2 separate regions of the Mus musculus genome follow, and region 1 is linked to region 2. Evidence: chromatin loops called from intact Hi-C (ENCODE). Cell type or tissue: heart. All regions are shown on one strand. Links, peaks and the distances in the headings refer to the core of each region. The heading gives the core; the rest is flanking DNA.

Region 1 (15,727 bases), core at 3,474-11,473, 140 kb before region 2:
GCAGGTGCTGCCATCCCACACCCGCGAGTCAGGCCAGGCGCCGCAAGAGGTGAATGAGGCGAACGAACATCCGTGACCTTGTCTCTGCAGGGCCTGGTCCTTGTGCCTAAGTGCACAAGGAAGAAACCTGCGAAGCCTGTGTGTTGAGGGAAGGAAGGAGGGGGCAGTGTTCCTGCATTCTGCCCCTTTTGTTTTTCGATTGTTTTGAGAGTTATGCATGTTTGTTTCATATGTTTGGGTGATTTGCCTGCGGGGATATCTGAGTCACATTGGTGCTGTGCCCAGGAAGCCAGTTGAGGGTGTCACGTCCTCTTGGACCTGGAGTTACAGACAGCTCTCAGCTGCCATGTGGGCGCTGGGACTTGTAGTCATCAACCCTTGTGAGCACTGCATTGTCTCTGCAGCCCGTCTGCCCTGCTTAGAGACCAGCCTTGGCGATGACACATGCTCTTCTGCTGGGCCACCTATGGCCAGGCAGTGCCTACCCTGGAAAGCTCTTGCAAAGCCCTCCTGGTAGAGTAAGGAGGCCATGGGTTCTTGAGGCAATATGTCTGCAGACCCAGGCATTGGCCACAAGATCCTGGTGACATTAGATATTTGACTGTTGCCAGGGATGTTGGTAAAGAGTCAGAATGTGGGCCTGAACAGTAGCCACTCTAATGGTGCATTTGGGTGTTATGGATAAGGCCGTGACAACAAGCATCTTGCAACAGTCCCGTCAGCCTGTGCACATGGGTCCCCTCTGTCATCTCTGCCATTCAGGCACTCAGAGTGGGATCTAATTTAGGGTGGACATGTTTGCTTCCCATATTTCTGTGGGCTCATGGGTCACCACCCTGAAGGCTAGTCCATGACCCTGAAGGCTAGTCCGTGACACTGAAGGCTAGTCCATGACAGATCGTGATCCTTTCTGAAGCTTAAGTTGCCCACTCTAGGCAACAGACTGCTTTTCAGGCTGACTCCAGTCTCTTAAATATGACCATGGGGTACTGGCTGCTCCTTCAGTGTGTGCAGGGCAGCTTAAGACTCAGCCAAAGTTTTCTTCAGATCTAGGCTCACCTGCATCTCCGGGAAGCCCTGATGTTTTCTTTTCAGCAAAAATGGAGGCTTAAAACTGTTTCTAATAACCACTAGCAGTTGTTAGTGATTGATCTTTTCTCCATATCTTTTTGACAAGCAGAGCCTCATGCTGCTGTTTCTTTTATTGGAATATATAGACTGTATTAAATAATGGGCTTCGTTATGAAATTTTCATTCAGCATATAATATACACCAACCATGTTTACCAAATATGACCTTCTCTGCCCCCATTCCTTTCCCACTTACTGGGTGTCTTTAGTCACTGGTCTATTGCTGTGAAAAGACACCATGACCATTTAACTGGACACTTGCTTACAGTTTCAGAATCTTAGTCCTTTATCATCATGGTGGGGAGCATGGCGCCACATAGGCAGACATGGTATTGGTGAAGTAGCTTGAGAGTTTTATATATTTCACAGGCAGCAGGCACAGAGAGAGAGAGACTGAGCCTGGCTTGGGCTTCACTGCTTCCAACATGGCCACGCCTCCTAATCCTCCTAATCTCGTCAAACAGTTCCACTCTCTGATTAGTTAAGCACTCAACTCTATGAGCCTATGGCAGCCATTCCCATTCAAGCTTCCACACTGGCCCCCTTTTCCTTCCAAGTCCTTCTTCTACCCTCCTAATGTCTTTTATGTGGTGCACATGTGTGCTTGCCTATGTGCACGTGCATGTGTGCACATGTTTGTAAGTAGATACCTGAGATTGACCTCGGGTGTCTTCCTTGGTCACTGTCCACTTTACACAATGAGGCAGGGCGTCACTGATCCTGGAGTTCACAGTGCCAGCTAATCTGGCTAGCGAGCTTGCTCCCGGGCTTCCCTTCTCCATCTCCCTTGCGTGGGATTATAGGTGGGCTGCCGTACCCTCCCAGCCTTTTCACTTGTTAGAAATTGTTCTTTATGTGTATGAATGTTTGTCTATGTGTGCCTACGTATCAAGTGTGTCGAAGACCAGCTCCGGCTGTGTGTTCAGTGATCCAAGAAGGGGATGTGGGGTTGGAGATGGTGTAAAGCAGGGGAGCATGCGCGCGCGCACACACACACCCCATGTATACATACACACACATATACACACACACACATGCGCACAGTAAATGAAGCAAGACAAGTTCCAGCAGCTTCACACATACACATACATACATTCATACATTTACACATTGGGTGGCTGGAACAAGGCTCCAGCCATTTTGCATACCTATACACATATGCATTTTGTGGGTAGATGGAGCAAGGCTCCAACAATTTTATTTTTTCTCCCACAGCTTGTATATCCCAGCAAAATCTTTCAAGCAGTACAAAAATTACAATATGGTTACATTCTATTTTTCTTTTAGTAAACAATCACAAAAAACCAATATGTTCCCCAATACTTTTACATAAAATACATTATATAGTACAGGTATAAAAATTATTCCCAAGGACCCACATACATTCATAACTAAGCAACTTATTATAGATTAACAAATCGTAAGCAAGCAAAGTAATTTTCTCAGCCAGTTTCTCTTACTGGCAGGCTACAATTTGTGGTTTCAAAGAAGAGATCAATTACCTTATCATTTATCTTAAAAAGTAATCTTTCAAAAATCTTAATAGAATCACAAATCTAAACTTTTATATAAAAACAGTCAGTCATTTCTACTTTAAATCCAGAACACACATCTACTTATTAACAGTTTTGTATTAAATCTTATCAGGAAGCGGAGGGCAACAGTGAGCATAGGAAATCAGTATCATCTTGCTCAGCAGCCCAGCCTTAGCAAGAGAGGCACGCCAGCTGTTGCTGGCCAGCTGCCATTTTTCTTTGTTCTTTTACCACCAAAAATTCTTTAGCTCAACTATTAAGAGTGTGCCTTTCTAAACTTCAAATTGTTCCCTAAGATTTTTGGCATCAGAGCCACCAACAAAAACATCTTAACCTAGCTTCACTAACAATCTATTTCTCCAGACTCTTTCTAAGGGTGGTAGTTATTGCTGTTAATCTACATCTTTAAGTTCTTTCCAAGGATGGTGAGTGAATTGTTAGTCTGCCCATTGAAAAGATCAGGCGCTACTGTGAGTGCCAATGGTACTGCCTAGGGAGGGGCTGGAAGCCCCTTAGAGCTTTCACACAACCCAGAGGCGATGAGGGATGTGGTCCAAGGGCAGCAGCAGAGCAACACCCTACAGCAGCATCAAGTCCTCAGGGCACGTAGTCCTCACAGCTCCTGCCTCTCCGAGGCACCCCATCGTGGCTGAGCTAACTGGTGGGCCACACAGCTCCTTACAGCTCCAGTCCTCACAGCTCCTGCCTCTCCGGGGCACTCCGTCATGACTGAGCTAACTGGTGGGCTACATCCCATGGGTTCTAGAGCTGTTTAAGTGTTCCTCTAACACGGGTTGCAACACACGTGCATGCCTGGTGCACACAAAGCGGAAGAGGGTATCACATCTCCAGGAACTGGGTACAGATGGTCGTGAGCTGCCTGCCACGTGGATGCTAAGAATTGATCTCGAGTCCCCTGGAAGAGCAGCCAGTGCTCTGAACCTGAGTCACCTCTCCAGCCCCACCAGCTTTGCGTGTGGGTTCTGCGAATCCAAACCCTGGTCCTCACACTTCAGTCACTGGCCCATCTCCTCATTTAACTTATATGATTTCATTTGGAATCAGTGTTTCTCTATGTAGCTCTGACTGGCCTGGAACTTTCTATGTAGACCAGCCTGACATCAAACTCACAGAGATCTCCCTGCTTCTGCTGTGCCCAAGTACTGGGATTAAAGGCAAGTGCCACCATGCCCAGACCAATTCTTAAAAAAATTAGTAGATGTTTGCATATGCGTGCAACTGTGATACTCTGTCCTTCTGTGTCATGCTGGCTTCACTCACTGTGATCCTTGGTCCATCGGTTCCCTGCATGATGATTTTAGCTTACTACTGTGTGTGAGTTACATGGAATGACATACTGACACCATGTGTGACTTACAGGAATGACTTACTATAACACTGTGTGTAACTTACACTTACACGGAATGACATACTGACACTGTGTGACTTACAGGAGTGACTTACTATAACACTGTGTGTGACTTACAGGAGTGACTTACTGACACCATGTGTGACTTACACGGAATGACTTCCTGCACTGTGTGTCTTACATGGAATGACTTCCTGCACCGTGTGTCTTACACGGAATGGCTTACTGACTGTGTGCACCACATTCTTTGTATTCCTTCACCTGTTGACATATCTAGGCTGTCACTCTGCTTTTGTGAATCGTGCAGTAATAAACATGGGTAGGCAGTCTTTTTACAAACTTTTGTTGTGCAAACCTTGTTCCTTGATTTAAAACTATTAGTTAAATAAAGTTGGTGACAGCCAGTTACTGGAGAAATTAGAAGTAGGTGAGTTTGAAGTGACCTGGTTGGAGGAGGAAAGGCGAGGGGAAAAGAGTAGGAATGAGAGAGGAGAAGGAAGCCGCTGCCACAGGGGAGAGGAACTATGAGCACGTAGCCAGGAGAAACAGCAAGTATCTGGGGTACACCACTGAGGAGGTAGCCAATCCTACAGCTAGAAGAGTCGATGAGAGATGACCCCCAGTGATTATCAAAGCCACATAAAATAACCGTAGTCTGAGTCTCATTTATTTGTAAGCTAGGCGGGGATAAGCCAAAATTGGTTGTACTGCACCAACTGAGTCTTACTATGTAGCCCTGGCTGTCCTCAAACCCAGATGTGCCTGCTTCTGCCTCCAGGTCGCTGGGATTGAGGGTGTGCACCAGCCTGCATCATCCTTACTCTATGACTTGAGTTTTTACTTTGGGAGCTAAAACTCTTGATTTTTTATCTTCTTCTCCCCTCTCTCCTTTCCGAGAAAACATGTTACATTTGAAGTCTATCTTAATTTAGACCCTCATCACCCCATTAAATGTTATCAGATTCTCAGAAGCACATTGCTAGAGTTTTCTAGAAACTTAACAGAAGACTCTGTTGGACTCACTCAGGCTTTAGGGTGCCTCAGAGACAAAGAGGCTAAGGGCTGGTTAAAGGAAGATGTGCTGTGTTTGGAGCAGGACTGTGCCTGCTGAGCCTGCTGTACTTCACCTTGTGCGGCCAGGCTTCATTTCCTCAGCTGCTCTTCTTCCTGAGCCCAACTGTGGCCATGCTGAGTCGCACAGAAGCCCTGCCTGTGGCCCCTGCATGGGAGCAGTGCACTCGGGCTACACTGTCCTTCACCAGCTGGGAGCTGTAACACTTCTCCTGAGCAGCTTAATTCTTAGAGGAGTTGATGAATATTACGTCTAGTGCAGGTTTTTAAGCAACAATCCCTTAGTGTTCAGTGGTTTTGAGAAAAGGATGCCTAAAGCCTCTGTGGGTGCTAGGAATTATTTTTGTTTTTCTGTTTCCTTCTGATTTGGAACTTAGTATAATAGTGGGACATTAAGATTCCTTGAAGATAAATCCTTGAAGCTGAGCATGGTGCCTTAAATATGCAGAGTCTGAGCTGTTGGAAGGCAAGTGTATTGGTGCATGTCAGAGATAACTCAAACTTTTATAGAAAGATCCTGACTCAAAAAAAAAAAAAAAAGGCAAAAAATGGAAGAACCCATTTACATTTACTGATACTATGCAATCTTAGCAGATTCCTTCTATTTAATGAAGTGAAATATTTTTGGAAGTTAGCATTTCATTTAACTTTTATGAGTTTAATTTGTCTTATAATGTCTTATAACTTGAAAGTATGGAAGTCTTGGGAATTCTTTATAGGCCCCTGTGTTGTGTTTCCTGCACGGTGACAGTTTCAGTGCCTTTGAGATCAGCAGCAAGTGCAGATTCAGCGAGAGCCTTTAATCCTGGCACTGATGCAGGCCTGAGCCAATTGCTGTATGTTTGAGGCCAGCCTGATCAAGTCCCAGGCCAGCCAGGGCTGCATAGTGAGACCCAGCATCCAAAAAAAAACAAAAAAAAAAAACAAAAAAACAAAAAACAAAACAAAAAAAAGGAAAGAAGTGTAAATTCTTAATGCTTACCAAAGATACACTGCTTGGGTAAGTTATTACGCATAACAAGACACCTCAAAATTCAGTGGTTTCAAAGTATTGTCTAGAGCTTCGAATCTTTTGGGTCAAGGACTCAACTGGACAGCCTTTCCAATGCCTGGGTGAACAGTGTTCTCTAAGGGCATTGCAGCTAACAGCTGGGCCGGGTAGATTTTACTGTCGTTCTGTGTCCCACACCAGGCTTTTTTAACAGCAGGTAGCTACTCATATATAGTCATGACACTCAGTGTGTTGGTGTTCCATATGAATTTTAGTTCCCTAGTATTTTCGAAGATGTTATAAATTAGACTCTAAAATCATTGCCTACTTTAAACTTATAAACGTAAGGCTGAGGGCTCTGATCTGCTTATAGTATACTTGGCTAGCGCACATAAGACCATAGTTTTGGTTACCAACATCGCAAAACAAAAAGAAAGAGAAAGGAAAATATGATGGAATATATTTTGTATTTGTGAATGTTTCTGAGAGGTGTACTATAAGGGTAAGGAGCCTTCTCTAAGATGCAGGCATGATGTAGTTAATCTTCATTTTATTGATCTCCATGCCCTCAGACAGTAGAATTGGCAAGTAAAGCTACAACAAGTTTAGTGTTTTCTTTACTGAGAACATAGAGCTGTCTTTTATTTCTGAGAACACCAGGAAGCAAAAAGTTAGTGAATTTGTTTCTTTTTCTTTCTTTTTTCTTTTGCTTGTTTCTTTTATCCAAGGAAAGGTTTTGAGGGCCTTTTCAAAAGAATGAATCCCTTTATGACTGCAAATTAAATGCAGAACTGTCAATTTAGTCTTTCCAGAGCACACTTGTTGTGTGGTTCATCTGCTAAGGAATTGGCACCAGCAGAGGCAGGCAGGCATGGCTCTGCGTTTCCTAGAAGAGGCCCCTCTTGTCATGAGGAGTGGCATCAGAGCCCCATTCTCTTCTTCCCTTGTGGTTTTGTGTCTGTGCTCGTCAGGATCCTGTGGTGTATAGTATTGGTGGCTTTGAGTCAGGGTTCTTAAGTTACCCACACTGGCTGCAAAGTCCTGGTCTCGTTGCCATTGACCCAGCTGCAGTGTTTTCATGGGGTAACATTCTTTATTCTGTGCCCAGCAGACAGCTCACTTAAGCAAGGGGGTAATTAAACTTTTCTTGACATGAGTGTGTATGTCCACACATGCATGCATGAGCACACATGTGCCTGCTCCTGGGACCGTCCTCAGAACTTTACAGGTGCTAATATGAGTGCTAAGCTGCACCCTGGCCTGATTCCTTGTTCTAATGCAAACTTACTTGTTGTTACACTGGCCACGGGGAAGTCAGCTGGCTTGAGTTTCTCAATCTTCAAGGAAACAAAGTTTTATACTAATTGTTTTTTCTTTTTGAACAGAGGATGCTTCTTGTCTTGTGGAGCATCACACATGTACGTTCTCGCTAGCCTTACCTTCTAGCATTTTCTTAATGGACTTTTTTTTTTAGAAGTTCCTAGAAAGAAATTAATGCTAAAATATCCTCATACCAAAGTAACTGTGGCCCCAACTTCAGTCCCAAGTCTGGGATTTTTTAGTCATTATTTTCCAAATGGCCGAGCTCACTTGGATAGTATGACATCTTTACAGGAATATTAAGTGTTGGAATGTTTACCTTCAGTCACATAACTCTTGCACATTCAGCTAAGGGACTTTATAAGAAGGGCTCTAGGACGGGAACTAAGCCAGACGCAACTAGATTATGAAGTATGCCGTGAGACTTTATTGCTCTTTCTTCCTGTTTCCCACTGTGCTTTACACCGTGAAGATGAGCTGACTGTAGATCTCACCTAGTGTCCTTCCCGAAGGAGAAGGATATAGACTTAGAAGCAGAACAAGACTAAACATCTCAGCCTTATGCTGTGGGTCCCATCGGTGACACCAGGCAAGTCCTTCCCTTGGGCCTCTCTGATTCCATCCTTTCTGAGTGAGCTCCAGTGTGCTTAGTTGGCTCAGGCCTGCAGCATGCCCTGTAAGCCTCTAGAGAGAGTCCTATCCACTGTTGGTTGCTACCCTTGTATCTAGTTTATCAGTGTTGGTGATGATCAGCCTGGAAATCTCAAAGTAGAACACTTACATTAATAATACCTGCCCAAGGGGGATCAAATCAGATTTAGAAGAAAGTCTAGAAAAGTGCTTCATTGTGTATTTTGTATTTAAACTAATCTGTCCCCTTCATACAGCTGTCAGCCTGTGTTTCACATGGCTTTATCTGACAGACATGCATAAATATAATTAGGAGACTGTTTCAATATAGCTGTCTTTTTATCACCTGTGATGAGCAGTATTCATCATGATTGAAACTGGTCAGGCTTAGAGATAGCCTTCCTGTGTCTTCATATGCTATTCCTTAGCATATAAAAAGAAGTACTTAAACAATGTGCAAAGACTATAGAATACACTGCTGTTCCAGAAAGGTCTGACTGGAGATCCTGTTCCAGTGCCTCCTTGAAACCCACAGTTCAGTTTCCATTAAACACATACCTTACAGCACAGATTTGTTTTAAAATGAAGAAATCACTGCTTTCTAGTTGAGCAAGAGGATATTGGCTTTGATTGAGAAACAACGTAAACTTTTAAAAATCTTTGTGGTAGTGGAAATGGTTTTCTCTGTGTAGAAATTTGTCTTCACTGTGCAGTGAGAAATTCAGAGTCCTCTGGCTGTCCAGTTTGCTTGGGATCAGATGGTTCTAGGACAGCCAGCCCTAGCTGCATCAGGCACATAGTTAAATCTGATACACGAGGAATGCAAGTCTCCAAAACTGGTTAGTTGGGGACAACCACTTACCTGTCCAAGTAATACACAAGTGCTCCCTAAGAAATTTCTTCAGATTCATGAAATTGGGTTCCATGCCATTTCCAGAAACCCTTGTATAGAGATCAGCTCTCCTGTGACTGCTGGGGAGGATGGCCAAGGAATTATTTCTATCCCAAAGAAAAAAAGACTGGGATTTATTAATCACCCTCCCCTTTTCTCTCTCTCTACCCTCCCCCTCCCCCTTCTCCCCTCACCTCCCATTTCTCTCTGCCAGATTTAGAAATGGCTGTTGCATATTGGAAGTTAGTATTGTCTGGAAGGTTTAAGTTTTTAGATCTTTGGAACACATTTCTGCTGGTAAGTGACTGTTTCTTACCTTTTGTGCCCAACCAAAAGGAAGCTTTTCTGGTTTAAAATGCTAAAATTTAGGCTCTGCGTGGGGGGTACACACGTTTAATCCCAGCACCCAGGAGGGCAAGGCAGGCAAGTCTCTGGGAGTTCAAGGCCAGCCAGGGTGACATAGTGAGCCTCTGTCTCAAAAAACAAAAGTAAGTAAGTAAATAGCTAAGACTGAACACAGCCATCAGGTTAGAGTGTGAGCACAGAAGCATCAGGCATCAAGCAGGAGGCTGCACAGGTCCGCTGCTTACAGAGAGCCACAGCACAGAGGTGTGGATGGGAGCTGCACCAGAGTTTGTCCATCAGCTGTAAATCTCAGCAGCTCTTATCCTGCTGTCTCCTCTGAAGACTTCCAAACCCAGTGTTCTTCATGCCAGAACCACACTTGTAGCACGTTCCGGACTCTAGGGTGGACTGGATCTTGTCTAGTGGTGCCCTGCTACCATGTATGTGTAATCTGACACTATTTTAAAATGTATCCTGCCTCATACAGAAGGACAGGAGGCTTTTGTGTGGTGCCTTGAGGCAGGCACACTGGCTGTGCTAGACCCTGTCTTGTAGGGACAGCCAGTTTAGCTGTGAGCTCTCTGAAGTGAGTAGAGTGTGCAAGAACAAGTTTTGGGTCCACAAACAACAGCCCTGGTGACAGCAGGGCTACCCAGACCTTCACACCGTCTCGACAGTGAAAGAAGGCCATGCTTCCCACAGCACATCCTGTGGCCTGGTGGGGAACACTTGTCTCACTCCATTTGTGACCCCAGCCAGCATGCACTCATGGGCAAGACTGGTAGCTTTGGGCATTTCACTCCCCTCTCTGTTTGATCTAGTGATAGAATTCACAAAGCATGTGGAGGGCAGGCACATCTCGGTGGCCTTGAGAAGGGCTTCGTGTCCAGGGGCTCATCCCATCACGTGCCATGTTACTTCTGGGACATTCAGTGGCTGATAACCCAGTACCCAGTTCCTCCTTCACTCATTGTGTGACCAGGGATGGAGCCTATGGCGTCCTACATGCTAAACAAGTGCTCTACAGCTGAACTACAGCCCAGCTCACTTTTTGTTTGACTTGCTCAGCTTACGTAGGTCTTGAACGTGGGATCTTCCTGCCTAGCCTAGTAAGTAGCCAGGGTTACTGGCCTGTTTCACCAGGTTCTCATCTCGGGTAATACCAAACTAGAGATGTTCTCCAGAGAGCTCCGCGGCCACAGGTCTAGAAATCAGAAGGAGTCACCCACCCGCCACATCATGGACACAGCAGAATGCCACTGTTTGCCTAAGAGGACAGAGGACAGAGCAGGGCAGTCAGATCGATGTCAGCTGGGTACTTCTCAAACTGAATGTTGGCAGGGGAGGACAGACTCTAGAGACCACTGACAATCTAGTGGTATTTTAATATACTATATGAAGTTTTTCAAGAATAAAGTCAATAAGTAGGCCTCCAAAAAATGAAAGAAAGAAATATTTAAGACAAGGGCTGGCAAGATGGCTCAGCAGATAAGGGTATCTGCCACGAAGTCTGATAACCATACTTTAATCCCCAGATCCTGCACAGTGGAAGGAGAGAACCTCCACAGCAGGTGGTCCCTGACCTATACACCTGCACAGAAAAAGAGAAATGTGAAAAGAGTGTTAAGGTAGCATGCACACATGTAGCAGGCTTAGCAGCTGTTCATTGCACAATTACACGTGTGCATTGGCATGTAGAGGCTGGTGTGACAGTACTAAGTTTGAGTTGACGAGTACTCTGCAGGCCATCAGGGGAGAACCAGCTGAGAGGGAGCCCTGGGGGCCCAGCTTCACCCCAGAACTTGCCTCTCTGTGGTAAGGGTGCTGTATTAGTCTATGTTTTTGATACAAGTAGAATATTAAGAAACAGAGATTATTTTTAAACAACTATCCCACTCAAGAAACACTTGACTTGTGGAAGTATAGCTGAGGAAATAAGACAAGGAGAACTAGAACTCCATATTGTCCCGCGTCCTTTCCTCCTAACAGTTTTGAGGATGTGGGGGGAGGGTGAAGACATTTAGAGACTGGCCTTCTGTGTGACCAAAGCAGGAATGTACAGTTGTCAGTGTAAAATGTTTCTAGATCCTTCAGTCTTCCTCATTTGGACAGATGGCACCTAGCACGTACCGTTGATGGACGTCCGTTGCCTTTCCTTGTGATGGTTTTGCGTTTGCGCTCCTCCCTACGTTCAGGAGAACCGCTTCCTGACGCAGTGTGCCCTGCCCACTGTGATATCTGAGAGCTGAGATCTGAACCTTAACCTGGTGGATGTTTTTCTCTTATGTATTAGGAGCATCACAAAAGATCAATTCCAAGGGATACTTGGAACCTTCTCCTAGATTTTGGAAACATGATTGCAGATGATTTGTCTAACTACGATGAAGAAGGTACTAGAAGTTGTAGGATTTCACAGGGTTACCAGAGATGCTCACACACCCTACGGATGCTACTTGACTAGCCCCAGAGTGCGGAGCAGACACTGACCCAGAAGGGCTGCCCACCCACAGGAGTTAAGAGCAGTGTACTGGCTTACTGCCTTGTCAGCCCCTGTAGCCACATCAAACCTGGGTAGCATGACTTGCACATGCTGTCATAAGTCTAGACATGTTTTCCCTGATGCCAGAGAACCTCACATCAGAGACATCCTCCCACAGTAGCACTGCTCCCCAAGAGAGGTGTCTGGTCCAGGTGGCTGCTCTCCCCTCTAGGTGTAGCTCCAGGATTTTGTCCAGGACGCCCTCATCCCTCATGCCTGTGGACAGCACCTGTCACTGACAGCATCTGTCTCACATCCTGTCCCTCATCTCTGTGACCTCCCCGCTCAATGTCCAGCTCATAGCCAGTGCCTAACGAGAGCATGTGGAAATGAAGAGATAGTTGAATATAGACAGCCTGGTTTTCAGGAGCCATGACTGTCTGCCAGAAGCCAGCTAGCATGAGAGGCAGCACGTGCCGGTGCAGCGGAGGAGCCCGTGAGCTGTGGTGTTCTGCACTGGATATACTTGGGGTCTCTGGTAAGGAGTCAGAGGAAGAGTGCCCATGACTAGGGATTAGTGCTCCCGGGCATTGCTTCCTTCCCAGTCTACAGAGTCTGACTGACTGCCTATGAATCGGCTGAGGCCTGAGAAGCCACCATGTAGGCATGATCAGTGAATGTGGTCTCGAGGACATCAAGCCCACCACTCACTCACCCTATTTCCTGGAACAGAAGTGACTCAGCGAGTCATGTGATCAGACACAAGTTGCATAAGCTTCAGATTCCTTTGTTTCTTTAGATGTTAGAATGGGGAAAGAATATTTTTAATATAAAAATACTGGCATGAGACTTATTTTAAAAATCTGTTTGTTTCCCTTTAGGAGCATGGCCTGTCCTTATAGATGACTTTGTAGAATACGCACGGCCAGTGGTCACAGGCGGGAGACGCAGCCCTTTCTAGATGGAAAAGCCGGATGGCGGGTAGGATGGGCGTGTCTTGGAGGAGACAGCTGCGTGGGTTGCTGTGTGCATTTGTCGCTGACCTCAGAGTCTTCCTCGTCCACTCATGAAGCAAACCCTTACTCTGCTTAAAGGCTGCAGTGGCTGACGTGCAGACACACAGAAGCGCCTCGGGACATCGGGGACATGGGCAGACCTAGTGCTTTAGAAGCCGCCTGCATGACTTGTCTTTAGAGAAAGCAACGTAGACCCTGTTCGCAGGGCTGAGAGCTTGCTGTCCAGCTCCTGACGTTACGGTGAGCACCAGCCGTTTCCAAACTGGAATCATGTTACAGTTATGCTTCAAAGCAGCACCTGTGTCCTCAGAATGACGTATCTTTTACACAAGTCCAAGCTGTTAAACACACGCCTCAGGAAGGTGGCCTTGCCCGAGAGCCCACTGCTTTTAATCTTGGTATTCAAGATGGATAGTTTTGAATTATCAAATCTCTAGATTTACTAGATGCTTTGCTTTCATTTTCTCTAGAAGAGACTGTTGCAGTTTGCACAGGGTGGCTGGCACAGGATAGGTCCAGCAGGTTCATATCCAACTGTTGACAAGCTGGTCGGCCAGTTCACTTCTAATGAGGTTATCACTATAGGCCTGGATGCTGCCTCCTGAGAAGTTTCTTATTTTTTTAATATATTTTATATTTAAAAGGACGTTTTCCATGAGAAACACTTCTTTTTGAGTGATGAATTAGATTTACAAATCAGATGCACCAGTTCCCGTCACCTGTCTATGATGTTTTCAGTGCCCAGTGTCCAGCCCTTCGAAAGCCATATACATTTGGAAGCAAACATACGTCATCCAGAAGGAATCCACACCCAAAGCCCTGTCTCACCTGTCTGCGCCTGGGTCTGTGCCGTGTCACCGTGCCGTGTCACCATCTGCTTTTCCAGTGTTTTTCTGGTCAGCGTGCACTCATGCACACAGGCATAGAGGGCCTGGATCCTACCTGCTCATCTGGTGTCAAGCTTCGAACATCACTGTGCTGACCCTACCTCACACTTGCCAAGACTTGGTGTCACACGCGTGCCTTGCTGCCCAGCCTACAGGGCCGTGGGGCAGATATGCTGGGCCCACTTCAGGACAGGGGACTCGTCAATGCCTAAACACAGAAAGCATGCCCCATATGTGCTGTAGGGCAGCTCCTGGTACTGGGGCCTGCTCCTGGGGTAGGAAGCAGCTCTGAGGCATGCGTGCCCTACGAGGTGGACATTGCTAATGAACGGGAATCTCACAGGAGGTGGAGGGTCAGAACTGGAAACCAGTCTCCACAAAGCCAGCCCCTCGGTGCGTGAGATGACATCACTAGTGGCCTGTCAGCGCAGGTCTGTCAAGGGACAACCGGGACATCTTTGAGAGCGTACGTAACCAAACTGACTTAGTGAAAACCTGGAAAACAACTTCCTTCCAGGCTTTGTGGGTTCCTGACTTGTAGTTAACTTCTGTTCAGAGAAGTTTATAGATACAAAGAACTAAATCTTGAAGGTCTGCAATACATTCTTATTTCTAAGATTTAACATTCTTCAGGGAAAGGAGCAGTGATATGATTGAGCAGGTGAAGGCATGTGCTGCCCAGCCTGAGTTCAGTCCCTGCGAGCCACGTGGTGGAGGGGAGAAGTGACTTCTCCAGTTGTCCTCTGACCTCCACACATGTGCCATGAAATGCATGTACTCCCCACACACATGTACTCACACAGTAAAACAAATAGGCAAACAAGCATAAATAAGTTAAGTTCTATGGGATTGTCAATAGGCTGTGACATACCAGTAATTGATAAAGGCTTTTTAAACAATTGTGCTTTCTGTTCTCTTATTTACACTTGAATTGTGCATGTTACAGAAATGCTGAAAACTTCAGACATAGTAAATAAAATATTTTCCCTGGTGTTGTGATGTCCTTTATTCTTGGTTGCACAAATACCTACCTGTGCACATCAAGGTCCTGGGCTTTGTCTTGGAGCAACAGAAAGAGCCTCTGTAGTGACAGCAAGCAAGCCCTTGCCACATTGCATCCTCACCAGGTAAGTAGCATGTTGGAGACAGACAGACAGCTCCATCCCTCCAGGTCGCTTTCTCTGCCCAATATGCTGGAATGTGGGGGCCGTCTATCAGAATATGCTACTACAGCTAAGATTATATCTAGAACATATTTACCCAACACCACAGGTTTAGGAGATGCATGTAATCTGTTCCACTTCCCAGAGGAGACAGCATACTCCTTGTCTAAGTGACGTAGGTGCTGAGTTGTGGTAGTTTAAATGTTCAGTGCAGTTCATACTTGATGCTCTGTGGGCGCAGAAGTCAACTTCCCAGCTTCTTTTGCTGTGCCTAGCATCCTGTAACAGAAGGGGCTCTGTGAATGTCAGGTAGACAGACTAGTGAGGCAGCCTTATCTTGTGTGTGATTTTGACCGAATAGTGTAGAAGTGGTTTCCAAACATCCACAACAAAGCCTCTCCCAAGAGTCCTTGGACCTCACTCCTTGAGCCAGGTCACACTTGTCCATAAGTTGGTACACCGTAAGTGGGAGCTGGCTCCTGCTGGCTTCTGCTGTTTGTCTGTCTGGATGGGAGCTATGTACCTTCTGGATTTGTGGGACTGCTTCAGACTGAGAGTTGGGCCAGCAGGAAGGGCGTCTTGTTACACACTAAAGTTCTTTCCAATTGTATTCTAAGTCCAAGTGATGCACTGCCAATTCTGGGTGACAGATTTACGTCACAAGAGGGCCAGCAATGTCTGAGGCTGCAAGGTTTGTGCTTGAGACAGGGTATAGGGAGGTGGTTGACCTAGGTCATTTCAAACCAAGAAGCCTGGCTTTATAAAGTGCACCTATCCATCCTCATTATTTAATAATTCCATGAGCAGGCAGTGATGTTTACAACAAGTGAAGTTTGTTTGTATAGACACGCATCACTAAAGGTTAGCACTGGAGCCCCTTACTGGACACTAAGTTGTGA
Region 2 (15,727 bases), core at 4,011-12,010:
TCCAAACAGCTCTCCAGTTTCCTTAGTGGAGACAGTTACCTACAAGCCATGCTGTGCCCATTACAGGTACTCATACTAGCACACTGGGCATTGTTACCAGATTTTGAGTGGACAAAACTATTAAATGCATTTTTAAAAAATCTTTTTTAAAAAAGATTTATTTAACTTATATGAGTACATTGTAGGTGTCTTCAGATGCAACAGAAGAGGGTATCGGATCCCATTAGAGATGGTTGTGAGCCACCATGTGGTTGCTTGGAATTGAACTCAGGACCTCTGGAAGAGCAGTCAGTGCTCATGACCGCTGAGCCATCTCTCCAGCCCCCTTTTTAATCTTTTTAAAGGCAAGTTTTCACATTGTATTCTTGGCTAACCTAAAACTCACTATATTGACCAGGCTGGCCTCCATTTCACTAAGATCTGTCTGATTCTGCCTCCTGTGTGCTGGGATGCACCACTATGCTTAGCTAATATTATTTCTAAAATAATTTTAGGAATTCTTGTCTTTTTCCTTGTGTTGCTTGGTCCCAGGCCTCACACAGACTAAATACATATTCTACCTTTGACTGTGTTGCATACACCCCGTGCTAAGTGAGCGCCATATCACTGAGCTTATCCCAGCCTTAGATTATTTTTATATCCTGTTATTCTTAGGATATGTTCCACTAAGGATATACTCCTTAAAGAAAAATTTTAAAAAATTACATCTGTATAAATGCATGCATAGAAGTCAAAGATAAACTGTAGGAAATGACTCTCCTTTTAAGACCTGAACTTGATTCTACCAAGCTTGGTAGCAAACATCTTCCTCAACCCTGATACTTTGCTGGCCAACTGTCTCTTATTTTTATTTTTTTAAAAGATAATGTTTCTTTATATAGTCCTCACTGTCCTAGAACTTGCTATGCAAATCGGGCTGGCCTCAGATTCACAGAGATCCACCTGTCTCTGTCCGGTGCTGGGATTAACAGCTGTCTTATCACACCTGTCCTCTAATTCTGACTTTGTAAAAGCACCCAACCCAAGTTCTGAATGCATCTGCTCTTAGTTAAATGAAAAGAGCACTGAGTGTGAATGTGCACTTGGGTAGGTTTGTGTGTGGTTTACTGGGAAACCCATCCATGCAGACTGGGACACAAACTACAGTGCTTAGGCAGCACGGCTATGTGGCCTTGGTCTTCTACATGCAAAGTGGAATGGTAGCCTCACAGGACTGCTGTCCATGAAGGCAGACCATGGCGGCAGAGGCCTGACACAGTCTTCCTCCTGTCCTGGTTTACTTGGCTACTGTATGGTGGTCCTGCTTCCACGTGTCTCACAGAGACCAGCACGAGTGCCTGGCAAAGCAGAGTCTCCCAGCCACTAGCAGGAGTGGCACTGCCTTAGAGCTGAATCTCCAGATACTCAGAGCACAAGGAAGGAGGAGCCACAGTTCCCATCACAGCCACAGTTCCCATCAATCACAGCCATACGACCTTAAACAGTGAATGGTGACAAGAACAATTAAGTTTTAACAAGTTACATTGGTATCCAAGTGTTACAAAAGAGTGGCTGTGTTCATTATAATTTCTGGAGGTGTACAATCGCTGTGAAAATACAACAAAAAACACTAAACCGGGGCTGGTGAGATGGCTCAGTGGGTAAGAGTACTAGACTGTTCTTCCGAAGGTCCAGAGTTCAAATCCCAGCAACCACATGGTGGCTCACAACCATCTGTAACAAGATCTGACGCTCTCTTCTGGAGTGTCTGAAGACAGCTACAGTGTACTTACATATAATAAATAAATAAAAAATTAAAAAAAAAACCACTAAACCAATGGACACAAAACCCAACAAGTACAGAGCATAGGAAGTGGGTGGGCTATGGCTTTAATGTTATGTACAAAGTGGTGTAATGCCCTCTAAAGACAAACTTGAGTTCCTCCCACAGTTCTTCTCAAGACACCAGAGCTATCTACCGATCTAAGTCCTAGCTCTCTCCAGTTAAATCTCCCTCTGGGAAGAGCCTAGATTTCTACGTATGCTCATGGTAACCTAGTGTACAGTTTATGAAGAACTAGAACAGAGGAGACTGAAGGTGGCAAATGAGGAAATGGCATGAGGCACTGATACTGGAGATACTGATGGCTGAACTATAATCAGCACACACTGTATCATGCACTGACATGCTGCACATATGTATTCTATATGATGGTACTCTCTACGAGGAACAATTACTTCACAAAAGAAAAACCTTCCAAGGTTGTTTAGCCAAGCAGGGCTGAAAATCACCAGCCTACAGTTTGCTTTCGCCAAGATAATGTTTCTCTGTGTAATAGCTCTGGCTGTTCTGAAACTCACTCTGTAGACCAGGCTGGTCTCAAACTCAAGAGATCCATCTGCCTTCCAAGTGTTAGGACTGAAGGTGTGTGCCACCAGTGCCCAGCCAGCAAAGTTCTTTAATGTTTAGTTAAAAAATACAAAATCCAAGCAAGTTACAAGGCAAGTGTGGTGGTGCCCACCTTTGATCCCAGTCGTATCATTTAACTATGAATTCCTTTGAGGGCTAACATACTTAATAAACACATGTCACAATAGTTTGTCCTATACAATTGACCATTTGTGAAGTTATATATAATGCTCACAGGGTTTCACAAGTTAAAGGTTAAAACTCACTGTAAAATCACTCATGATTGGGGAAACCTACCTTTCTGTAGAATTGCTGTCAAATGTTCTCCTAACAGCTGTTTCTCCACACAGGCAATCAACGGTTTTCTGTAAAAGCAAACCAGATGATGTCAGTACAGAGGCTGGTTAGCTGTTGAGGTGAGAGTTGAAGACACAGCAGGCATCTAACAGCCACTTGGACCGAGGGCTAAAACCTAAGATTTTATTACACTGATTATTAATTATGGCTTTTGCTGATGATTCTAACCCAGATTTCAATTCAATTTACTCTTTTCATTAGACAAGATCTTAATACACAGGCCACGCTGGTCTGTCTCCACTCCCTAGTGCTGGGATTATAACATCTGCCTGGCTCTTGCAGCAGCATTTCTAAACACAAGCTGCTGAATAACACAGCAGGTCCACAGGAAATGGTCTGCCTGCCTGGCTGGTGTAGGTACATGGGTACGGCACCCTGGGTTTTGACTTTTTCCTCTGCCCGTCACAGTTTGGCCCCGGATGTCACTTGCTAAAGCCTCCTGAATCACACATGTAAACTCTAGGGCAGTCTGGAGTCTTGTGGCGGGAGCCCAGGGATGCGGTCTAGCAGTGCAGCCTCCAGTCCTATCAGCGCCTACTCTGGCATTCCGCACCATGTTCACCCTCACGCTGGCCTGCCGGGCAGGATGCTGAGGTACTAGCAGGCCTAGGATCTATGGGCTTAAGTATTTTCTGTGGCACATTACCAACTACATGGGGATCCAGACTCTGACCTCTCTCCTTCACTATGGCCCACAGTCTCCCCACACACTCTGCCTTCCACTGTGCTTGTCAGCCTGATCCTCACCTCTGTATCACAGGAGGGACCGGCAATTGTCTCATCTGCTACTCTAGGTCTGAGACACTCCTCACCCTGACCATCCTCAGGCCCATGGTTATCGGGAAGGACTCTGCTCATGGAAACAGCCCACTGTGAGGTCTGGGCTCATGAGCCACACAGAACAGAGGCTGACCCCTGCAGTCACAGGTACAGAAATGGCCTTCCTGGTTCATCCCCAGCCCAGCCACTCTTCTCTCTGAGACAGGATCTGTACAGAACTCACTATGGAGACCCACAGGCTTGCGGACCTCCCTTGGCTTCCCTCGAGCCCCACCACACCAGCTTCCTGGCTGTCTCTTCTATTCTAACTCACTTTCTCTTTTCAGAAGAGCACAGAGAGTGATTAACTGTACGCGTGTCTTTGTTCAAGAGTTTATAAGGAACACTACTGGGGTTCAGTACCCTGTATCAGTGTTTGAAATGATGCATTGCGCACACACCACAGCATGTGTGTAGATGCAGAGGAACCTTCAGGACTCAACGCTTTCCTTCTGCTACTTGGGTCCCAGGGACTGGACTCAGGCAGCGTCATCCGAGTCTCCCTAAGTAGCCCTGGTTGGCCTGAAATTCACGACGTAGATGAGTATAGTTTTGTACTCAGAGATTCACCCGCTTCTCTGCCTCCTGAGCATTAGATTAAAGGTGTACACCAACTTTTTACAAGGAACTTTTTAGCAAATTTAAACCTCATAGCACCTATGGCAAAAGGCAGGATTATATCCCACCCTCCATGGAAATGGAGTTCAGAAATGAGTGGCCTAAGGCTCCACTTCTGGGGAGTCAGTGTAGCCTCTGCTCCTCTCTGGCTGCTAACACTCAGCCTCCTATGGCCTCCCCTTAACTCATCGCCTCCACCAGGCAGATGTAAATATCCATTTTATTCCTGAACATCTAATCCCCTTAAATATTGACTCCTAATAACTGAATATGAAATTAAAAGGTTTGGATTATATTCTCTACATTGGCACCATGTATAAAATCTAGTTTTTCACTTAATTCCCAGCAATAATGACTCTTAGACTATTTATTAATAAATGCTTAGGCCACAAAGCTTTGCCTTGCTTTTAACTTATTACCCCCTTTATTGCAGCCAGAGTTCAGCTGCATGGTCGGTTTCCCTCCTTGTCTTCAAACATCTGTTTTCTCAGTTTTCGGGGGGGTGGGGTCTCCCATGTTTTTATTTCCCAGAAGTCTCTATTCCTGCCAGGTATCTGAGCTCCTATTTTCGGCCTCAGCTCATGGGCTATAGTTTTTTTTACTGACCAGTGATCCTTAGAAGAGAGTCTCTTTACAGGTGGAACCCAGCCTCTCCCAGCACAGGTCTGTACTGGGACCCATGGTGCCCCCTCTGGAAATGGAGAACACAATGCTCTTTTAAAAAAGGTGCTGTCCTGAACTTGCATGCTATGCCTCCTGGGATCTGACCCTTTCTTTCCTCTTGTCCCCAAACCCCAAAGGACGGGAGTTTCACTGTCTCCTCTGTGCCCCACCCCCATGTCTCCATCTCCTCACAGTAGTGCATAACACATCTTGCACAAACACTGCATCGACCTGGAGTCTAGAGGAAAAGACAAATGAAAAGAGAAAACTGTGTACTGTTTCATGAGAATCATGGCCATGAAGACATGGGTGGACAGTGGCTAAAGAGTGCACACTGCTCTTGCACCCCAGCCCCCTAGCTCTCGGGATCTCACACCGCTGGCTCCTCCCTCAGGCACCTGTGCTCACACTCGAATCACCACACCCTGCACAGGAAATGGACTCACAAAACCTTAGAAGAACAAGAGGCTAGAAAGACAAGAGCCTGGTGCTCAGTGAAGTTCTATCAGGCAAACAAAGCACTCAGGCGCTGAGGGAGTCGCTCTCCTTCCTGAGTCCTCTTGAGATAGCTCGTGGTAAGAAATCCAGTGTGTAACTGCTGAGTGCACACATTATAAGCAAAGCTCGGTGTTGGGAGCAGAGTCTCAGAGTACTGGGTGCAGCCAGAAGCATGGCCATAGCCTCAGTGTGAGGCCAGCAGGCCGTGGCTGTGGGGACTGAGGAGTCAGTGCAGGGCTTACTTACTGTGTGCTGTGGTCTAAGTAGGTGATCACTCGGTCTGCTTCCTCTTCTAGACGTTTGCTCACATGGTTAAGGTATTCTGGAACCTTCCAAAAAAAACATTTAACACATCAATGACAAAGACTTCTCACATTATACATAAAATTTCCTCAAAAAATAGAGAAAAAGAGAGAGAGAAGCAAACCCACTCACTCGCTAACAGACTGCCACTGAGAAGCCCCTCTAACCAGGCAGGGCCCAGGCCACTCTCACGGCTTACTACCAAGTGCGGGGGGACAAATACCAGTGGGCCACGATGGGTGAGTTAGTATCAGTACCTGGGGAGACAGCCAAAGCTTACTAGCAACCTGTACACATGGATCACACGGATCTGTCAGCGGTGACATCCTCCCTCCCCTGCAGTCACGGCAACTGCAGACAGCCATCGCTTGTCCTCAGTGCCACCTTAGCTAGCACGGCTGCAGCTAAACTGTGATCTGATGGGTTGGGCCCATCTTGGCAGGGGCAGGTGGCTCCACATAGGACTCATCACTCCCTTGGGACTGGACTCTAGACCTAAGAAGCTGCTCAGAGGGGCTGAGGTGACACTGCTGTTATTATCTAGGCTTCTTCACATACATTCTTCACCAATGCTTTACACAGTGACATGTTTGATTTTTAAGATTAGCTCTTTATCTTCTTGCTTAGACATAGGCTCAGACATTAGACATAGGCTTGCTTAAACATCGCTATTTTAGAAAATACTTAGGGGAGGGGAAATAAAGAAAGAAAGCTTCTAAGGGAAAGAAATTAACTCCTTTGTACAGCAAGCAGTTCTCTCCCAAAGACTCCAGAGACTTTGGCAAATGTATACATACAAAAGGGCAGCAGGCCCAAGGAGTGGGTTACAGCCAAATGCAGTCGGCCGCACAGCTCACCTCCCTGTCCTGCATCAGCCTCTGGCCTTCAGCAGCGTATAGACAGTTAGTCTCTTCCAAGAACTTCAGCTCAAATGAGTCTTTGTACACCTAGGAAACAAGCAGCTCCTGATGAGCTTGAGCACAGAAACCTTCCTTTTCAAGCACTGGTTCTTATCAGGCGCTTCTCTTGCAGCTCCGTGCAGACTGTACCACAGGCCTCCATCACTCTCCTTAAGGACTAGACAATCGGGATGTCCACTCATACTTCTGGGTACTAGTCCCCACTTACAGCTCTGAAGCCTGCCTTTACTTTGGCGCAAGCACAAATGCTCAAGACCAAGGCCTCACCTGGAGATCTGAGAGCATGCTTAGCAAACTCCGAAGCAGACTCCTGTCCACAGCCTCTCCACTTCGTTCACGCCCAATCAGCAGCAGGATCCCATCAATGGTCTTACTCTGCACCATCCTGTCGCTGATGATGTGGTTCCTAAACAGCTCTAGGCCCATGTCCCTGATGGAGAAGCACAACAGGCTTTGGCTTACCTTTGATCCTCTAGAGTTTCACGTGTGCTACACGCACCAGCCCCAAAATGCTGTTTGCCAGTGATACCCAGATCTTTAAGAGTCCTCCTACCAACTGGCTTGTTGGGCCAGTCCAGGATGTTTATGCCTCTACCATAAATGAGGTTAATTCCTAGATAGGCCAAGCTCACTACCCCAAGGAGATAATGAGATATCTTGTGCCACACAGGCACTCAATTATCGAATTGCTATTGTTGGGCCTATCATCTTTGGCCTATGTTTCACCATTCTCCTTCCGTGAGCCTCAACGGTATCAAGATTATGGGAATCACCACTGATTCTGCCCCCTTCTGCATCCCTTCCTCCCCCCACCCCTGCACCCATACTGTCTCCAGCAACCACTGTTGCTGTAACTGTTTCCACAGAAAGCAGATATGAAATGACCACAAATTAACCCTGCTCCCTCAGCCTATATATAGCCCAGGAGTCGTGGGAGTCTATTCCGTGAAGACACCATGCTCTAACAAGAGAACTCTGCAGGTCTGCAGGAGGCCCAGGGGTCAGGGTGGACTTACCAGATAGAAGGCAGCATGGAATTCTGGAGGACGTAGGTTCGATCCAGAAACAGGAAGATGCTTCTGATCATGATCTGAAGAACAGGGAGGAGCAGCACTCACACATCCCTCCCTCACACACACACACACACACCACTGAGAACAGAGACTTCTTAGGCCATCTTACATTAGCTGCCTTCAAAGTGTCAATCATTCCTGATGGAACCCCGCATATACCAAGACCTTCATTTTTACAAACTTAGCTTTTTCTTCTGGTATTTTCCATTCAATGCAACAGCCCAGACTACAAGGGTTTTAAAGCACTCAGCCTCAAGGAAATCTGAAATTTGATTATCACCCAACTGATGACAAAATGAAGCTTGTGCATGTCTGTCTAATCTTTCATTCTTGGTTTTCTGAGATGGGGGTCTCATAGCATTAAACTTTTTATTTTCTTTATTTCTACTTCCTAAATGTGGTGACTGCAGGTGGGTATATAACCTCTATCCCTGGCTTAAGTTTTCCAACAGTTAGATAGCCTGCTGCACTGCCCTGAGGCTCTTGGGCTCCAGGGCAGGCAGTCAACTGTCCTCTCCTTTGCTGCTGAAGCCATGTGTTCACCAGCTGGAACTGCCTCCACTTTTTGGTGAGACCTGCTGACGTTTGAAATACCTTCCCAAGTGGACATTCTTGTTTTTTATATCCATGAGCTCAGAATGCTCATCTTTAGAAAATAAGCGTTCAGTCTACTTGAAGAAGCCACATAGACTATCTTCTCTCATAGGTCATCAACAGCTGGGCCACACTGAAACCCATGTGTCAAGTCAAGGAGCTGGAATTCAGGCCAACGTTTCCATTAGACACTGGAAGCCTCCTCTGAGGACTTGGAGGAGTCTTTGATGAGCACACAGTGACTGCTGACCTGCAGGCAGCACCTCCTCCTAGAAGAGGCTGAGCAGCCCACCTCCCCACTCCATTCTACTGCTTAACGTGGTGAAGGGTCCCTGAGCTCAGGCTTCAAGTTGGTGGAAAGGCGGCTGTGAAGAGCTCACCTTCATTCTGTCTAGAGCAGAGGCTTGTACAAGTGAGCAGGTGTGAGTGAGCTAACTCAGGCAGCACTGACAGAGCGTCAAGGCTGATGAAGGTTACACTTACCATTTGTCTGCAGTGATCTTGCCAGCATGTGTTAATCTTCTTTAGAAATAAAACGCTGTCTAGTGAGTCTGTGCAGACCTGCTAAGGAAGCTTCAAACACAATAGTCCATCCCAGTTTTCCAACTTTCACTCTGACCAATACCCTCCCTGCTAGATGTCCCTCTACAAACAGTGAGAATATGACCACACTATAGTCTCAACACTTCTGTATCCTAAATCCACAGTGGAGACCTAATCCTAAGGCAACAGGGCCAGTGGGTATATACGACACCGCAGAGAGCTGCCTCATCTACCCACAAAGCAGGAAGCTCTTACCAGATGGAGAGAACTAGCACATGGGTCTCGGGACTTCGTCTCCAGGTTGTGAAAAACAAACACCCATGGCTTTTTTTTTTTTTTTTTTTTTTTTTTTTTACAAATATACCAACAGAGACCTGCAGCTCCCAAGCGAGGAGTGTGAATTCTTTGTCTCTGTCCACTGGCCTCACTCCCTATCTGTAGTAAGCTACCTGACACATCCAGCCCCCTGGGATCTGCGCCTTATTGCTTTGACTTCCATTCTCTCCTCTCTGTAGGACTGCTTTCTGTTCCTGCCAGCTTACAGAGATAACCAGGCACAAGTGCTTAATGGGGAGGGGGGGCAGGACTGCACCCCACTGAGGGCCAGGACTGAACATAACTCTACAAAGGACCTTCTACAGCTGGTGACTGATGGGACCAGGATGTCCAACAGTAAAAAAGTGTGTATTGAATGATAACAGCAGGGAGCTGGCAGCTCAAGAGTGATAGAGGCTTCCCCAGTAAAAACTTAAAACGCTAAACACAAGGTTGCATCTATGACCAGACTGTGCACCACCTAGACTCAAAGTGTACTTCTCTGTGTTTGGGATTTTGTGTGTATACTTTTGGGACAGTGTCACTCTGCCCAAGACTGGCCTTAAACCCAGCTTTCCTCCTTCCCAGTGTCCCACGTGTTGGGATTTTAGGTATCAGCCACCACACTGTGCTTGTTTGTTTTTGAGTCAGGATCTTAACATAGAGACTATGAGGAGCCTGAGATCCTTCTGCCTCAGTATCCCCAGAGATGATACTACAAGCATGTGCCAGTGTATGAGGTTTAGTAAAGACTCAAAAAACATTTTTTTAAGCCAGAGTCTCGCCATATACTCTGCTGGCCTGAACCTTGTTATTAGGACATTCTATTGTATGTGTGTGTGTGCGCGCGCGCTCGTGTGTATATACACATATGTACAGTGCCCAAGGAGAGCAGAAAGGGCATCGGATCCCCTGGAACTGGAGTTATGGATGGTTGTGAGCTACCATGTGGGTTATGGGAACCAGATCCCAGTCCTCTGGAAGAGCAGCAAGTGCCCCTGACTGCTGAGCCATTATTTTTTAAATGTTTAGGATTCTTTCAAATGACTTGTTTACTTGTGTGATGCCAGGTGTCCCATCACACATGGAGCTTAAGTCACCTGCCTGATACAGGTCCTGGGACTTGGCCTTGGGTCAAGTGCTCTCACCAACAAGCTTCCACTCCAGCTCCTAACACTTTTCTAAAACTGTAAAGCACAGTTTGAAAACAAAGATGCCAGAATGTGGGTTTTTAGACAAAGGTTTTTTTTTGCCCATTTTCATTTGATCTTCAAGCTTCCTAACACAGAGAACGCAGTCCCTGTAGGTGGAAAGTGCCAGATGTCCTGTCTGCCACTCAGCAGCACATGTCCCATCCATGTCAATGAGTCCAAGTGCAGAGGGTCAGCACACTCAGCTCACATGCGAGTGCAAGCACGCAGGGCCGGCACACTCAGCTCACATGAGGAAGCAGCACACCCAGACAGAGGAGAAGCTTGCCAAGTGTGCCACAGCCAGGTCAGAGAAGCAGCAGCTCTTCCGTGAGTCACAGGCAGCTGGTGGGGGCACATGGTGCTGGCCCACCCTCAGGAAGGGAAGACAATGTTCAGGGAGACGGTAGAGGGACAGGTACATCTGTGCAGGTGGCCATAGCCACGGTGGCTCAAAGAGGTCTAGTTTTCCCCTCCTAAGTCCGAGGAAGCACATTCACACATTTACACTGTTAGTTCAGTGGCTAGCATATTACTCTTGGGGAATGCTTCTATAATGGTAAAATATGCCAGACCACTATGAGAAACCTACACAAAAAGCTGGGCAAAGCAAGACACAGGTTGGCCACAGGACATTTGATTTAGCAGGGTGAGAGATGCCTCTGGCCCGACAATGAAGTTCCTAATACGCTCACATTGGCCAGCATGCTGTGTGGCAGTGAATTTGCATGAGCCTTTAAGCTTAAGATGGAGTTAAACTGACACTAGTCTATCTGATGCTACCAGGCAGCTCAGGTGTCATCAATAACCACAGGCAAGTTGTACCTGGCCTAGTAACTCTAAGATGCAAGGGTCCAATGTCAAAGTTCTGTAATGAAAGAGTTCTGTTAAGTAATGCAGGTCAACCATTTTCTGCTATTTTCCATGGAAAACCGTATAAAGAGTCAAAGCATTTCCACAGAGTACTATGTTGATCGAGATCCTGCTCAGCCTGCTACAATTCAGTCAGTTCTAGGATGCAAGGCTTAAGGTGTCACCACGGTGGCACAGATGAGTAATTCTAGGCAGTGAGATACACACGTGTCAAAAGGGTCTGTTGTGGCTTCTGCTGAGGCAGCTTCCTGGTAAGCATTCTTGTCTCATTTTGGAGAAGGGTTGATCCCTGCAAAGAACTCACACCATCCATGGAAGTGAAGTACACCTTTCATGATACAATTAACACCCAATAGCAAGAATGCTAATGATAGACTAGAAAAAAATTCCCAATCACAAAGCCCTCTTAAAGGAAAGCAGAAGTGTAATCTCTGCTTGCTTGGCTTCAGCATCTTAATACTCTTGCTGGAAACAGAATAGAAGAGTAAAGCTGAAAAAAATCACCCTATACAACACTGTTCTTTTTAGGACTATTTAGTTACCATTCTCCCCATTAGTCAATACATCCACTGAGCCAAAACTGTGCAGTGCCTGGCCCTCAGCACAGCACGGGCCAGTCTCACTGCAGGTCAAAAGTGAGCTTTCCTTTTCTGGAAGCCTGCAGCAGCAATTGCTGCTTCTTGCCAGTGGGCTCTTCTCTGCCTGCCGTGTACCTACATGGGCTGTCTCCTCGCTGGGCCTCCTGTCCCCTCAGCATTTCCCTCCTCAGGCAGATGGGTTATTCCTCCTTATGTCCTGAGGTGGCCATGGTCTGTTACACAAACACCTGAGTTGCTCACAGTGCTTTCTCTCAGGACCTAGTGTGATGCCAGGCAGCACATAACAGCTCTTGGAAACGTGTTGGCTGGTGATGGTTCCAGGCTGCATACTGGCCAGGCTGTCCTATCATGCTGTGATCTTTACATGACAATTGTATTGAGCTTTAGCTTAGAAACTATAAGTAATCTCAGTGGCTTGTACAACTTCCTGTAACATATCCAGAATGCAGTGCAGTCTGTGATCTGCAGTTCTCAGCAACACACTTGGCACTCAGTCATGCTCACTGTCTGCTTACACCCCATTGTTCTTCAGGGCATAGTCCACTGGTATCCCCGACTCCCCCTGACCCCGCCACTGTGGGGGCTCTACCTGATTTCTGTTCTGCTGCTGTGAGTTGCATGTGTCTGTCACTTATAACATACAATGTATTAGTGCTATTTCCCTCCTGTAAAACAAGTCATAATTTTTAAAATCCTGCTTTCTTATCAAGAAATCTATGGCTCTGTCCTAGGGCTATGATTCCTTGGAAGAAGGAAATCAGGCACAGCCACTTTTCTATAATCCAGGGACTAAGACACTGGGTAGGGAACAAAGGCTTGCTGAATGTGGGAACGCATAGGTCAACCCCCAGAGTGGGATTAACTGGCAGGCGGGTGATTAAAGCAGGTAATCAGAAAGCCATTTGCAGCAAAACCGTGCTGGGTGCCCGTGTCCCTGGCCGGCCCAGGCTCAGGCTCCTCCTGTGCTCTGAATGGGGCAGAGGCTCCGTATGCTTCACAGCTACCTCCTGAGGGAAGATACATGCCAGCAGGTCCTCCAGGGATCCCATCACCATCATCTTGTATAATCTTGCAGTCTTTAGTTCATCCTGATTGAAGCCATGTAGCAGAACTCAGGATGGCCTGACAACCCGCTGTGGGAAGCAGGCACACAGGCTCTGTGCAGGTCTCTCACCACGACCACAGAGGCTGTGTCCAGCAACATTACTAGGCACTCTGAATTAACAAGGTCTGCACAGATGCAAGGACCAAGTTTCCACAGGAGGGAAAAACAGAGATTTCCTCAATCAGGAGAAAATCTTGATACGAGGGCTCTGGGATTTGTTTTAGACATGAATATATGCATCCAAAGAAGTCAACATGGGTTTTTATACACAACAGAGTTTGTGCCCTTAAACTGGCCTGAGGCCAGGTCAGACTGATGTCCTTGTGGGCATGAGTCACAGATGGCATGGCAGCAAACCCAAGATGGCCTCTGCCCAGCCCTGCCTACAGTACTTGCCAGACTAATTCCCTTTTTTAAAAAAAAAAATATTTTTTATTACGTATTTTTCTCAACTACATTTCCAATGCTATCCCAAAAGTCCCCCATACCCTCCCCCCCCACTCCCCTACCCACCCACTCCCCCTTTTTGGCCCTGGCGTTCCCCTGTACTGGGGCATATAAAGTTTGCAAGTCCAATGGGCCTCTCTTTCCAGTGATGGCCGACTAGGCCATCTTTTGACACATATGCAGCTAGAGTCAAGAGCTTTGGGGTACTGGTTAGTTCATAATGTTGTTGCACCTATAGGGTTGCAGATCCCTTTAGCTCCTTGGATACTTTCTCTAGCTCCTCCATTGGGGGTCCTGTGATCCATCCAATAGCTGACTGTGAGCATCCACTTATGTGTTTGCTAGACCCCGGCCTAGTCTCACAAGAGACAGTTATATCAGGGTCCTTTCAGCAAGCGCTTGCTAGTGTATGCAATGGTGTCATCGTTTGGAGGCTAATTATGGGATGGATCCCTGGATATGGCAGTCTCTAGATGGTCCATCCTTTTGTCTCAGCTCCAAACTTTGTCTCTGTAACTCCTTCCATGGGTGATTGTTTCCAATTCTAAGAAGGGGCAAAGTATCCACACTTTGGTCTTCTGTTCTTCTTCAGTTTCGTGTGTTTTGCAAATTGTATCTTATATCTCGGGTATACTAAGTTTCTGGGCTAATATCCACTTATCAGTGAGTACATATTATTTGAGTTCTTTTGTGATTGAGTTACCTCACTCAGGATGATGCCCTCCAGGTCCAACCATTTGCCTAGGAATTTCATAAATTCATTCCTTTTAATAGCTGAGTAGTACTCCATTGTGTAAATGTACCACATTTTTTGTATCCATTCCTTTGTTGAGGGGCATCTGGGTTCTTTCTGGACTAATTCCCTTCTTATTGGAACACTATAGCCAGCCATCCTTTGTCTGGTTCTGTCCCTGAAGGTACAGTCTCAGGCCAGACAGGCAGGTTCTCCTGCCTGCCCAGAGTAGTTCACAATCCACCGGGAGAAACTGGATGCAGCAAGGCCCTGAGCACAGTCCTCAGGGTTAAGCCAGGACCACTATGGCCAGATGGTAAGTCGGGACCTTGTTTCTACAGTTTCCCACCTGTGGGAGCCAGGAAAGACCCACCTTAGATGAGACAGCCTCCCTGACACACTGACTTGGGCCTACGAGACCCTGAGCAGAGAAACTACTGGGCTGTACCCTGATTCCTGACAGATACACCCCAAGAAAATAAGCTGGGTATGACATCCATATTTGTGGGGATTTGTCACATATCATAGAAAATAAATAAGATGACTCTTACTAAAGGACAGAACTTAAACTTAATATATTTTCAAACACTCCCCTGAGTGTTCCAACCAGATGTAGTACCTGGAGGCTGTCTAACCTCACTCATATCAGCAACTTAAATGTTACAAATTTCACTAAACAACTATTATAATGAATTATGAAACAAAAAGGCTATTTGTTCTATAAAAAAGACTTAAAACCTATTATTTTATCTTAAGGATAGTCATTAGTTCTTCATCCCATTTTAAAAAGACTTGTGTAGTAAACAGAAACACCATAAAGCAAAAAAAAAAGCAAAACAAAGAAAGGATATTCTCTGAATGGGAGGATCTGGGCCTGGACATGGTCTTCACAGACCTGGCGCAGCTGCTTGTAGAGCGTTGGGGAGACTTTGTGAGAACAAAGATTTTCAACAGCCTACAACAAAGGGAAAAGGTGGTTGTTCAGCAGAGTGTCAAAGCTCTTGCAAAGCCCTGCAGTTACCTACCATGCAGCCCATACAGGCGCTCAGTGCTTGTGCTGCCCACACTGACAGCAGCGGCCAACAGTGAGGGGCTCAGATTGATGGTACGCTGCACCCACTATTCCTTGGGGGGCGGGGGGCTGCACCTAAAATCTCCAGCTTTGCTCTAACTCAGCTGTTTTCCAATCAGGCTGCTCAACAGTACCAGGACTCTACAGTAGGTTTGGATCACGTGGCCATTTTCTGATGTGAACCTGGGCAGTGACAGGAGGGAACAGAGCCCTTGCTCAGGCATAGCGGACTCCAGCTGTGTGGGTGGAAGACCTGTGAGTCCTGAGTGACACAGACCAGGCTATGCTGATCCCTGTTTATTTACTGACTGTTGTAGAATTCACTTATTTTTTCTTGATTTTGATGAAGAAAAGGCAACTTTTGTTTGCTTTTTGAGACAGGATTTCTCCGTGTAGTCCTTCCTGGCTGTCCTGGAACTCTCTCACTCTGTAGACCAGGCTAGCCTCGAACTCAGAGATCTGCCTACCTCTGCTTCCCAAGTGCCGGGATTAAAGGTGAGCACCACCACCATCCAGCGAAAAAAGCAACTTTAAACAGCCTACAGAAAAAAAAATCAAATATTTCTACCCATTGAAAGAATATAGTCTCACCAGTCATAATTAAACCCCTTTCAAA

The links. Hi-C counts contacts between places; a loop is a spot of excess contacts. Peaks named below come from ENCODE experiments on the same cell type or tissue, not always from the same donor. Only the 100,000 strongest peaks of a DNase experiment are listed, where the experiment ranks them.
Region 1: it touches region 2 in a loop (2.2-fold over the local background); 6 of 42 quality-filtered maps call a loop at or near these places.

Annotation. Positions count from the first base shown.
Region 1 is chr8:13,254,893-13,270,619 of GRCm38, reverse strand. It overlaps Dcun1d2 (DCN1, defective in cullin neddylation 1, domain containing 2 (S. cerevisiae)), which reads left to right. Exons shown (of 7, transcript NM_001024504.2): 5 at 9,153-9,235; 6 at 11,577-11,673; 7 at 12,644-14,657. The coding sequence ends at 12,723. Among named protein-coding and RNA genes, the nearest start is that of Adprhl1, 8.6 kb to the right of the region's middle. In heart, for the core only: no CTCF peak of the experiment used is centred there; no DNase peak of the experiment used is centred there.
Region 2 is chr8:13,114,737-13,130,463 of GRCm38, reverse strand. Cul4a (cullin 4A) reads right to left here. Exons shown (of 20, transcript NM_146207.3): 3 at 14,891-14,994; 4 at 8,718-8,787; 5 at 7,584-7,657; 6 at 6,835-6,997; 7 at 6,505-6,594; 8 at 5,591-5,673; 9 at 2,687-2,754. Among named protein-coding and RNA genes, the nearest start is that of Mir7065, 13 kb to the left of the region's middle. In heart, for the core only: no CTCF peak of the experiment used is centred there; no DNase peak of the experiment used is centred there; H3K27ac peaks cover 742 bases.